2 separate regions of the Homo sapiens genome follow, and region 2 is linked to region 1. The links are chromatin loops, found by intact Hi-C in ENCODE. Cell type or tissue: ovary. All regions are shown on one strand. Each heading gives the region's core, and the rest is flanking DNA. Links, peaks and the distances in the headings are about the cores only.

Evidence for each region. A loop is a pair of places that touch in the nucleus more often than their neighbours do. Peaks named below come from ENCODE experiments on the same cell type or tissue, not always from the same donor. Only the 100,000 strongest peaks of a DNase experiment are listed, where the experiment ranks them.
Region 2: a loop joins it to region 1, with 2.4 times the contacts of the local background. A loop is called at or near these places in 24 of 110 quality-filtered maps.

Annotation. Positions count from the first base shown.
Region 1 is chr5:6,382,695-6,388,071 of GRCh38, reverse strand. No RefSeq gene overlaps it. Among named protein-coding and RNA genes, the nearest start is that of MED10, 6.8 kb to the right of the region's middle. In ovary, for the core only: no CTCF peak of the experiment used is centred there; no DNase peak of the experiment used is centred there.
Region 2 is chr5:6,579,929-6,585,305 of GRCh38, reverse strand. LINC01018 (long intergenic non-protein coding RNA 1018) reads right to left here and starts at 3,170. Exons shown (of 5, transcript NR_024423.2): 1 at 3,040-3,170; 2 at 2,705-2,886; 3 at 1,505-1,703. RefSeq lists silencers at 1,830-1,991, 2,039-2,088. In ovary, for the core only: a CTCF peak has its summit at 2,162 (motif pointing right); no DNase peak of the experiment used is centred there; H3K4me3 peaks cover 1,950 bases; H3K27ac peaks cover 2,237 bases.

The DNA of each region.
Region 1 (5,377 bases), core at 93-5,092:
CTCTCCTTTGAAATCTATTGCACTTTTTGCCTCCATGGGCTGCTCAGCCAATGACTGAGTGAGTGATGCAGGAAGGCTAAGGTTTGTCCATTCCTGGGGACTCTGCTGGTGAGCGATTTTGGTTTGGGGGCTTCTCAGTGGTCTTACCAAACTCTCCTTAGGACTGTACCACAGTCTAAGATGCTTCTAGACTCCCTTTGTTTCCTCCCTCCCTCCCTCCTTCCTTCCCTCCCTCTCTCCCTCCCTTCTTTTGGGATCAGACCTGCATTTTGTTCTGATGGTTCTTCCAGCCATGCTGGTTCCCTTTTTCTGTCACATGTATTTCTTCTAAGAAAGTTCTTGTTTAATCCCATCCTGGGATCTGCTCCTCAGAGGACGTGGACTAACGAAACTACAGCCACCTTCTAGAAAGTGAAGGAGGTGAGCCCAGTTCTCTTGTCTTGCGTATTAATAGCCAGGTATTTGTTCAAAGTTGTGCAGATGTTGGTCCTGTCTCCTCTGAGCTTCCATCCTCCATAATGAAGAATTTTCATATATTCTTACTTAGTTTTCTGAAAAAGCGCTTTCTTTTTGCTTTTTTCAGATGCTTTCTGCTGTACAGTCTCCTGGTTATCTGTCTTTCTTGATCAGAACCGGAGCAGGTGTTCCAGGCCTGCGTGCACCACGATTTTCTGCAAGGTAAGACTTTGTTTTCTGGGTCATCCACAATGAGAAGAGCATATGTGAGAAGAGAAATTGAGCATAGCTCATTTCTCTTTGGAGTGTTTAAGACAAACTTAGACTTCAACTGAAAGTCATTAATTTTTACAAAACGCTATGAGATAACAGGGCTTACACCGTGTGCCGAAAGACCCAGGAGGGTGAAGTTGCTATGCAGCCTAGAAAAGTTTGTATTTCTATGCTTGTGTGTATAATCTGCTAAGGAGTTAGATGTCTTACCTTATCCCTATTTCTGTAATGCTGTCCTGCCCTCTCTTTTGAGCTTGTGACAATTTGTAAAAAAAAAAAAACAACAAAACAACAACAACAACAACAAAAAAACAAAGCTGATAGTGAAAGCCAACTGCATACTTCCATTTGCTGATTGGATCACATGCCAGTCTGTATTAGTGTAATCTCATCTTTTTGCTTTTAAAAATTTGATCACATACATCACACAGAATTCCAGGTAGAGCTGCACATTGCTGCAAATATTGCATAGAAAGGAAAACAGAAGAGAAGAGAAATCTTACGGCTTCTCAATGCTTGTTAGTGTAAAAAAAGATACAATTTCTATTTTTTTATTGCACAAGTCAGGCACTCTCATTGGTATGTGAATCTAATAGAATGAACGGGAAACCTAATTTATTTGAACATTCATGTGTCAATGTAGCTCTTGAGGGAAAATAATGTCAGCATTTTCTATCAGATGAAATTATTCTGTCTCCTAATTCTGTATTTAGGGATACTTTTTTGGCTTTCTTTTGACCACATATGGTTCAAATTATAGTAGCTTCCTTTAGGGTTATGAAGAATAAATGAGACAGTCTATAATCTATAAAATATGTTCCAAAATGGCAGATATTGTCATCAGTATGATCATGACCATCACCATCATCACCGTCATCATCATCACCATCATCATCAAACAACAGAGTTGCAAATCTTCCCTTCTGCTAGAACTACTAATGTGCTGAAAATCTTCAAAGTGAGAAGCAGAAACCAGCTGTTCCTTCCTCTGGGTAGGAGAGCTGCATTTTTTTTTTTTAAACTTAAGCTGAATCTGGCTCTTAGAATAAATTAGAATGAATGGCAAAACATGTTCCAAATGATACCACTAAGGGCTTTGGATGCTGATGGAGCGATAATAGTGTGAATGAAAAAAAAAAAAAGGTAAAGAAGAAGGGAAAAAACAGCCTCCAGATTTCAAGGTCACCAAGTATCAGAAGTAAGGAAATTTCCTAGGGGCAGCTCATGTCGACTTCGGAGGGAAAACAAGGCGACAAAACGTATAGTCAGCAATGCTCTGTAGGCTTTCTGCACACGGCTTCCTACCAGGCCGACCTTCTGACTTACTGGAATTTTCCAACCTAATTTCATTTACATTTGGGGACTGGAGTGTTGAAATGTTAAAACGTTTCTTATAAACAAGCCAACAGTATTATGTTGCTAAATAAAGGGAAAGCAGCCATTACTTAGCTGTTTGAGTAAAAGGAAGAATTTCAATGTAGGTTTTTTGTTTGTTTATCTTTTTGTTTATTTATTTTTTTTTTTGAGACGGAGTCTCGCTCTGTCTCCAGGCTGGAGTGCAGTGGCGCGATCTCGGCTCACTGCAACCTCCGCCTCTTGGGTTCAAGCGATTCTCCTGCTTCAGCCTCTTAAGTAGCTGGAATTACAGGCACCTGCCACCACACCCAGCTAATTTTTGCATTTTTAGTAGAGACGGGGGTTTCACCATGTTGGCCAGGATGGTCTTGATCTCTTGACCTCGTGATCTGCCTACCTCGGACTCCCAAAATGCTGGGATTACAGGCGTGAGCCACCGTGCCCGGTCTCAATGTAGGTTTAAGTGGGCTTGGGATGCTTTTTGTTTCAGCAGGGAACAATCTTCACTGGAGTAGTCATTGTGGACAACTGGGAGATGAGTGCTTTAGAAACTGTAGCTGATGGTTAATCACAGGGACTAACACCATCATTATGCTCGTTATGGCCTGGTCCTGAATTAAACATCCCGCGATCACAATACAGACAACGAGTGCTGCTGGTCTTGAGCAGAGAAGGAGGGGTGTTACAGTTGAGTTATATCCCCTCAAAAAAGATATGTTGGAGTCCTGACCTCCAGCGCCTCCAAACGCAACCTGATTTGGAGATGGCATCTTCACAGAGGTAATTCAGTGAAAAACTCCAGTCATCAGGGTGGGCTCTAATCCAACCCGACTGGCGTCCTCATGAAAAGGGGAAATTTTGGCCACAGAGACACACACAGGGACAACACCGCGTGAAGCTGGAGGTGGAGAGGAGGGATGCTTCTGCCAGCCAAGGAACAGCAACCACTGCCAGCAACCACCAGCAGCCGGGAGAGAGGCCTAGAACACGACAGTGAAGCTTCCGGCTGTGTCCAGGACTTTAACAAACATGTTCCTGAAGTTTCATTATTGAGTCTAATGCTTTCTCTATGTTCTTAGTAGATAAAACATCTTTCATCAGGTTTAGAAAGTTCTTTTCTATTCTTAGTTTTCTCAAAGGTTTCTTTTTAATTTAATTTAATGTAATTTTATTTTATTGAGATGGAGTCTCGCTCCGTCGCCAGGCTGGAGTGCAGTGGTGCGATCTTGGCTCCTGCAGCCTCCGCCTCCCAGGTTCAAGGGATTCTCCTGCCTCAGCCTCCCGAGTAGCTGGGACTACAGGTGCGTGCCTCCACGCCCAGCTAATTTTTGTATTTTTAGTAGAGACGGGGTTTCACTATGTTGGCCAGGATGGTCTTGATCTGTTGACCTCGTGATCTGCCCGCCTCAGCCTCCCAAAGTGCTGGGAATACAAATGTAAGCCATCATGCCCAGCCTCTTTTTTATTTTTAAATCATGATTTGGGTTCAATTTTATTAATATCCAGTGTCTACTTAAAAAATCTACCTGAGGTATTTTATCTCCTTTAATCCTTAACAGACTGTTATAATAATGGATTTTATGATATTTCATAATTCATGCAATCCTAGGAAAAGCACAATGGATCATAACTTTTTTCCCAATGTGATGGGTGACAGGTTGTATTTTTCAAAAACAGCTTTGTGAAAGGAAAATAAATCTTGGGACCCCAAAATCACTAAGCCAAAAGGAAAAGCCAAGTTGGGAACTGCTTAGGGCGAACCTGCCTCCCATTCTGTTCCTAAAAAACGTAGCTACTAAGATTAAAAAGCGACATAACTCCCTCACAAGGAATTTCTCTGTGGACAAAGGACAGACAGAATTCAAAGTTGCCCTCTGCTCACTGAGATAAATGCATATCTGATTGCCTCCTTTGGAAAGGCTAATCAGGAACTCAAAAGAATGCAACGATTCGTCTCTCACCTACCTATGACCTGGAAACTGCCTCCCTGCTTCTAGTTGCCCTGCCTTTCCGGGTGGAACCACTGTACATACATATATTGACTGATGTCTCACGTCTCCCTAAAATGTATAAAACCAAGCTGTGCCCTTGGGCCCATGTTGTCAGGACCTCCTGAGGCTGTGTGACAGGCAGGTGTCTTTAACTTTGGCAAATAAACTTCCTAAATTGACTGAGACCTGTCTGTCTCAGATACTTGGGGTTCACGGCTTCAACAAGTTCTCATCTCACCTGCTCCTCTATCAATGTGACTTCTTACTTCTTCCACCGGGAAGACAGGTTATGTTCCCTCCCTGGGGATCTAAATGTGCCCTGGCTGTCGGGGGACTTCCCAGGCAAGGTCATAAGAGGTGGTGCTGCTTTCACCTGCTTCTCCTGAGCTCTGTGCTCTTGGCACCCTGCCACCATCAGGGAGGAAGCTCCCAAATCCCAGGGACACACCCACACGGGGGGGATGTGTGGTCGCCAGCCCACAGCCCCGCTGAATAAGCCATTGTGAAAGCAGGTCCTTCAGCCTCCAGTGAAGCCACCCCAGCCCATGTGACATGGAGCAGAGAGAAGCTGTGAACGCCATGCACAGGCCACAATGCAGATTTGTGGGTAAAATGAAGGACTGAGGTTGTTTTACGCCACTAAGTTTTGGCATGGTTTGCTATACAGCAATAGATGCCTGATGCATGACAACTGATCTAATTCTGATAATATCTTACTTAAGACTTTTGTATCTACTTTCATAAGGAAGATTGACCTATATTTTCTTGTATTGTCCTTGATGATTTTCATATAAAAGTTATACTGCTCTTTCAAAATGAGCTGGGATGTATTTCTTCTTTTTCTAGTCTCTGAATGTATCTGGGTAAGTTTGAAATTATTTGTTCTTTAATGTTTGATTTTTAAACAATTAGTATAAAAAACTGTCCGAGCTTATGTCTCTCCTATCTTTGAAAGAGATTTTTGCCTACTGGCCAGTTTATTGAAAGACTAGGAACTATTCTAATTGTTTATTTTTCTTAAGTTAATTTCTGGTAGTTTCCTAGAAAATTGTTTATATCTTCTAAGCTTTCAAAATTATGAACATATAAGTTTTACCCTCACCCTCACTCATTTATAATACTGTATATTTTTCTCTTTTAGCACCTTTCTTTTCTTCTTCTCTGATGAGACTTGCCAGAAGTATATATATTTGACTCATCTTTTCAACAATCAACTTTTCTTCATTTTTATCTTTCCAGCTTCGAATGCAGCTAGACAGAAAACTAATGCAATAGTTCTCATTTTCATCAGTGTCTGTCTT
Region 2 (5,377 bases), core at 127-5,126, 200 kb before region 1:
GGGCAGGGCTGGTCATCTCTGAGGGCTGTGTGGGGAGGACAGGTTCCAGGCCTCTCTCCTTGGCTTGTCCATGACCATGTTCATGGTCACACTGTGTTCTCCTTGTGTGTGTGTGTGTGTCTGTCGCCACATTTCCCTTTTTCTGTAGGGACACCAGTCATATGGGCTGATGCCTCACCCTGATAACTCGATTTAACTTGGTAAAGACCCTCCCTCCACATAAGCTCCCATTCTGAGGTACTTAGGATTAGGACTTCAGCACATGCATTTCAAGAGGGACACAGTTTAGCCCATTGCACGCATCCTGGGGCCAGGTGCAGGGAGCACACAGCGTCAGATGGAAGATGGTCATGGCCATCCTGAGCAGCTGGGTGGGGCGCTGTGGAGGAGAGCCCGAAGGCCAGGCTGATGGGCTCTGGTCCAGCACAACTGCAACTGCACGGGGCTGATGGGGGTTTGTGATGCTGACTGTTGTGATGCTTTGTTCACAGGAGGCTGGGTGACGGCAGTGAGGGGAAAAGACAAGGTTAGCTATGAGCCCAGCACCTCAAGAAGGAACTGAGCCCGGGATTTTTTTTTTTTTCATCATCCCGAAGCAGAAATTGCATACCATGAGGGCCAGGTGCTGGGCTACCTTGTCTCTTGACCTTCCAGGTCCTCACTGCAACCTGGAAACAGAGACACTCACTGTTGCCATACCCTTGGCCTTCCCATCACCAAGGCTGGGCAGAGTGGTTTGGACTAAAGATTTGATAATTAGGAAAAAATTAAAGCCCCAGCTCATCTTCTCATCTTCCCCTTCCAGGGAGAACACAGAGAGGACTGGGCCTGGAGAGAAGAAGCCGACCGAGCATGTTCCGGGGAACCGGCCATGGCCCCCCAGGGCTCACCAACCAAGGGGAACTGCAGGGAAACAGCTTCGTGGAAAAACTCCCTGCCTCTTCCTTTTCCCCTTCTTCCCTCCCTCGGTCCTTCCCTCTAGTCTACCACAGCCCTCCCCTGCAGCACACACAGTCTGGATACTGGCCACATCCTTAAATACAGGCCTTGCCCTGGAGTGGCTCCCTGGGTAGTCAAACTAATTCTCAAATCAATATGTCATGTATCATGGGCATACTATATCACATATGACATATGTGATGTATATGTATATGTGTTAGGTAACATCCAATGATATCATGGAAAGACAAGTCCCTCACTCCCTGCTGAAATTTTCAGCTGCGATGTGACCTCGGAGTGGGGGCTGTGCGGCGGGGTCGAATTCCTCAGGGGAGAGACTGCCTCGTGCTTTTATTAGGGGGTAGAGTTTAAAAGCATATGTATTTAGCATTATGAGTATAAATTCTGCATTAAGAATATAAATTCTAGTTCTATGAATATAAATTCTACGTTTGGAAGAGGAAACTACAAACTTAGAAAAAATAACATAAACTGCAGAAAATTAACAGATTTTTTGCCTTGTGGAGCATAGAAAATCCACCTCCTGCGGTGACGGCACCCTTACCCTCATTTACTCCCATCCGGAGTCTATGGGGGAGGTCAGCGTGGGGAAAGAGATGCTCAGCTTCGTCCAAAGCGGTTTCCAAAGGTCCCAGAACCCAGGGCTGTAGACGCAGAAGGCGGGGCGGTGTCCACACTCGCGCACCGCAGCCCGGTGGCTCTCAGGCCCCCACCAGGCGCGACCCTTCCCTCTCCTCTGCCACCTGGAAGGGACGGAGCACCTGACGCGCGCATCGGGGGCAAACGCCGCAAGTTTCTGTGACGTGAGGTCTTTGCAGGTTGCCGGGGCCTTCCTCCCACAGGGACACGCGGCCTGCGCCCTCCTAGGCGTGCAGGTGCGGCTGGGAACTGGCGCCCTTCAAAGCCCCAGTGTCCCGGAGCCGACAGCGCGCGGGTGGAGGAGCTGCAGAAAGGGGCCCACGCCGCAAAGGCGCTGTTGTCGAGGTCCCCCATGGGGTTCCAGGGCTGGTGCTGGCGAGCCCCGGCCGCGCCGCCCCATCTTTACCGCGCACCCCGGCCGCTCCGCCCCCTCTACCGCGCACCCCGGCCGCGCCGCCCCCTCTACCGCGCACTCCGGCCCGCCCAGCCCCCGCGGCCCCGCGTTCCCCGCCTCCCGCGGCTCCTCAGCCCAGCGGCCAGCAGGGGATGCTGCCGGGCTCCGAGGCCCGGGTCCTGCGCGGCGCCGCGGGGAGACACGCGAGTCCCGGGCCGGCGCCGCCCTAGGCCGGGAGGGTGTGCAGCGTGACTGCGGCGAGCCCCGACGCCCGAGAAGCGGGGACCTGCTCTCGGGGGGATTCTTTGGAGACAGCCTGGGCGCTGGGGAATCCGGCGGGTGGGGAGGACCCAGCTCGGCCCTTGAGGCGCTCAGGCCTAGTCCAGGCCATACAGGTGTGCAGGACAGGGACCAGCCACAGGCCGCACGCACCTTAATATGCAGTGAATAAAAAAGACCAGACGGACCTGGGGTTGATGACGCCATCTGAACAAAGCGTCCCCGCCCCACATACCGTTCGCCCCTCCTGAGTCCGTCTCGTCGGTGGGAGCAGAGCCAGGGAAAATCACTAAGGACTCTCCCCTCCAAGGCGAGGACTTGCCTGACCCGCTTAGGCAGCGCCAGCCTCCCAGGTGCAGGTGGCTTCGCCCTCCCCTAGCTGGAGTTAGGGTGTGTCCATGCTCTGAGTCCTGGACTCCAGGAGGTACTCACCGTGTCAGCAGAAGGACGCATGAATCTATTTGAGGTCACGTACCAAAGAGCTGCAGCGCCTGGCTCCTTAATGCAGAGGCATTAGGAAGCGAGTTGTCTACTTGCGATGAATGATGAAGGACTCCACTTTACAGAGGAAGAGAGAAAACCTTGCCGCAAATCAGTCACCTTCGGACTCCAACCTAATTGACCAAAGTTAGGTTATTGATGAGGTTATTGATGGGCTGGACACCAGTGAGCTGAGAACGAGCAGTAGTTAATCCCCAGTGTCCACAAAGAGCCTGATGGCCACTGTCCCTCCATGTCCCCTCCCGGCCCAGGAGTCAGCCAGGCACCTGGGCACCGTTCACTGGGTTTTCCTGCAGGGCTGTGTGGGGGTGAGCACAGGGTGGCCCCTCTCCTTCCCGAACCCTTAATTTCTTATTGTTATATGTGTCCTTCTCACAGGGGAAGCTGAACCCAGGATGAGCTTATTCAAAAATATGTTTTTCTATTCCCCTCAAAAGGAATTGGCAGTAAACGTGTTTCTCTTTTTTACTCTCTGGAATTTTATCTGTATCTTGAAATTCCTGCCAAAACCCACAATCTAAGGCGATGCATTATTTAAAAATCAACTGAATTTCAACTAGAAATGGAATGTGAACATTATAAAGCAGAAGCTACTCTTCAGCTCTTTTCCTGGTTCCCCAGAGAAACCAGGCAAGGAGATGATGTGGGGGTTGGTCAGAATCTGGGGGAGACAAAGGGTGGGCTTCCTGGGGCCTGTGCTTCTTGGGGCCAGTTAGCTGGGTGACCTCAGGAGACACCCGACGGTGTCTCAATTCTCTCACTGCTGAAAGAGGCGGGTGGGACCTATGGATTGTCCGTATCCCTTCCAGCTTGGATCTGTCATTCCACGGCTAGGTGCTGAGAGCCTACAGGTCCCACTTGGCAGCCTTCCGAGTTACCTGCTTGGGGAAGGTTTCATGATGCATGGTTTGCATCCTGTCCCCTGAGTAAAGGGTCTTCTCGTGAATCCCTCAGATCTTCTCGTACCCTTCTCCAACTGTCAACATACAGATCAATGTGAAAAAAGACACTGATTTATTTCTGTTTTACTTATTTATTTTTTGGAAATGGGGCTTTGAGCTGTGGCCCAGGTTGGAATGCAGTGGCACCATCATAGCTCACTGTAACCTCAAACTTCTGGCCTCAAGGGATCCCCCACCTCAGCCTCGAAAAACTCTGGGATTACAAGCATGAACCAGTGCACCAGGCCCTGATTTGTCTCTGAATCATGAAGTTTTGCCAGTTGTCTTGCAGATAGAATGCTTTAGCATGTGTTTGTGTTGTAATCTGAAGCTAATGATTGTAACCTCTTTGGGACACCCTGGTACCCTCCAATGGAAAGGACAACTCCAATGTAAGGAGTGCCCTCCCCTCCCTGCTCCTAAACTTTCTCATAGAACTATTCTGACCCTGGAACAATCCTCACATTTGGCTTCCAGTAAACCTTTCTCAAATTATTTCTGCCTCAATAGCCTTAATTTTGGCTGACAGTATTTAGCAGTTTAACTGCAATAGAGTTAAATTTTATACATTGTGTGTGTGAGAGGGGGAAGTGTGGGGATTTCAAGTCAGCAGACTTGCAGTCTTGGAGTGAGGAAGGCTTTTAAAATTTTGAACCCAAACCCAGATACATTAAAAAAACAATAAAATCAACCACACAAAAATCTTCTGAATGAAAAAAGACCCATAAAATAGTCATGACAAAAAAAAAAAAAAAACACCAAACAAACAAACAAAAGGAAAGGCATCCCAAATCAAGGGACTAATTTATTCTTTAATAAACAAAGAGTGCCTCCAAATCAAACAGAAAAAGATCAACAGAGAAAGAGGTAAAAATATCTATCTATCTATATATATATATATACACTAATGGCCAATAAACATGTTGATATATGCCCCATTTCATTAGAGGGTGCAAAGTTGAACCATGAGCTTTCTCCCATAGCTGTATTGACCAGGTACCTTCATATATTGCAGATGAGGGTATGCATTGATTAAACCTACTGGCTGGTAATAATTATCAAATTAAAAACACTCATACCTTTTGACTTAGGAATTGTACTTCCAGGAATTTATCCAACATATCTTTTGGTAAGTGTTCGAGGCAGATGTGCAAAGTTAATCACACAGCATCGCAAGAGTGAAAGATGGGAAACCACCTGCTAATAGGGAACTGATTGAATAAATTACCATGTATCCACAAAAGGGAATGGCATCGCACACTTGCTGAAAGCGTCAGGCAGCTCTGTATTTGCTGATGCATGTTTCTAATATATCTTGGTGAATGCAGAAAAGCAAGGCGCGGATGGGCAGAATCTCTGGCGTCTGTCTACTTTACATGGATCTCTCTGGAAAGACATGCAGGGAGCCTGATCCAGGGCTCATCTCTCGAGAGGAGACTGAGTGCCTCATGGATGGCAATTAGAGGGAAACACATTGTATACCTTTAAATTTTGTTCCACATCTGTGTATTACTTGTTAAAAATAAATAGGGCACTTAAAAAGAGTAAAGTTAACTCCTATGGGAGAACATTTGTGTGGTCAGAATGAAAGTGTGGTGGCTTTTGCACTGGAATTGGAGTGGATCTTCTCCACGTCAGCCTCTGATGAAGGAGTGGCTTGTAG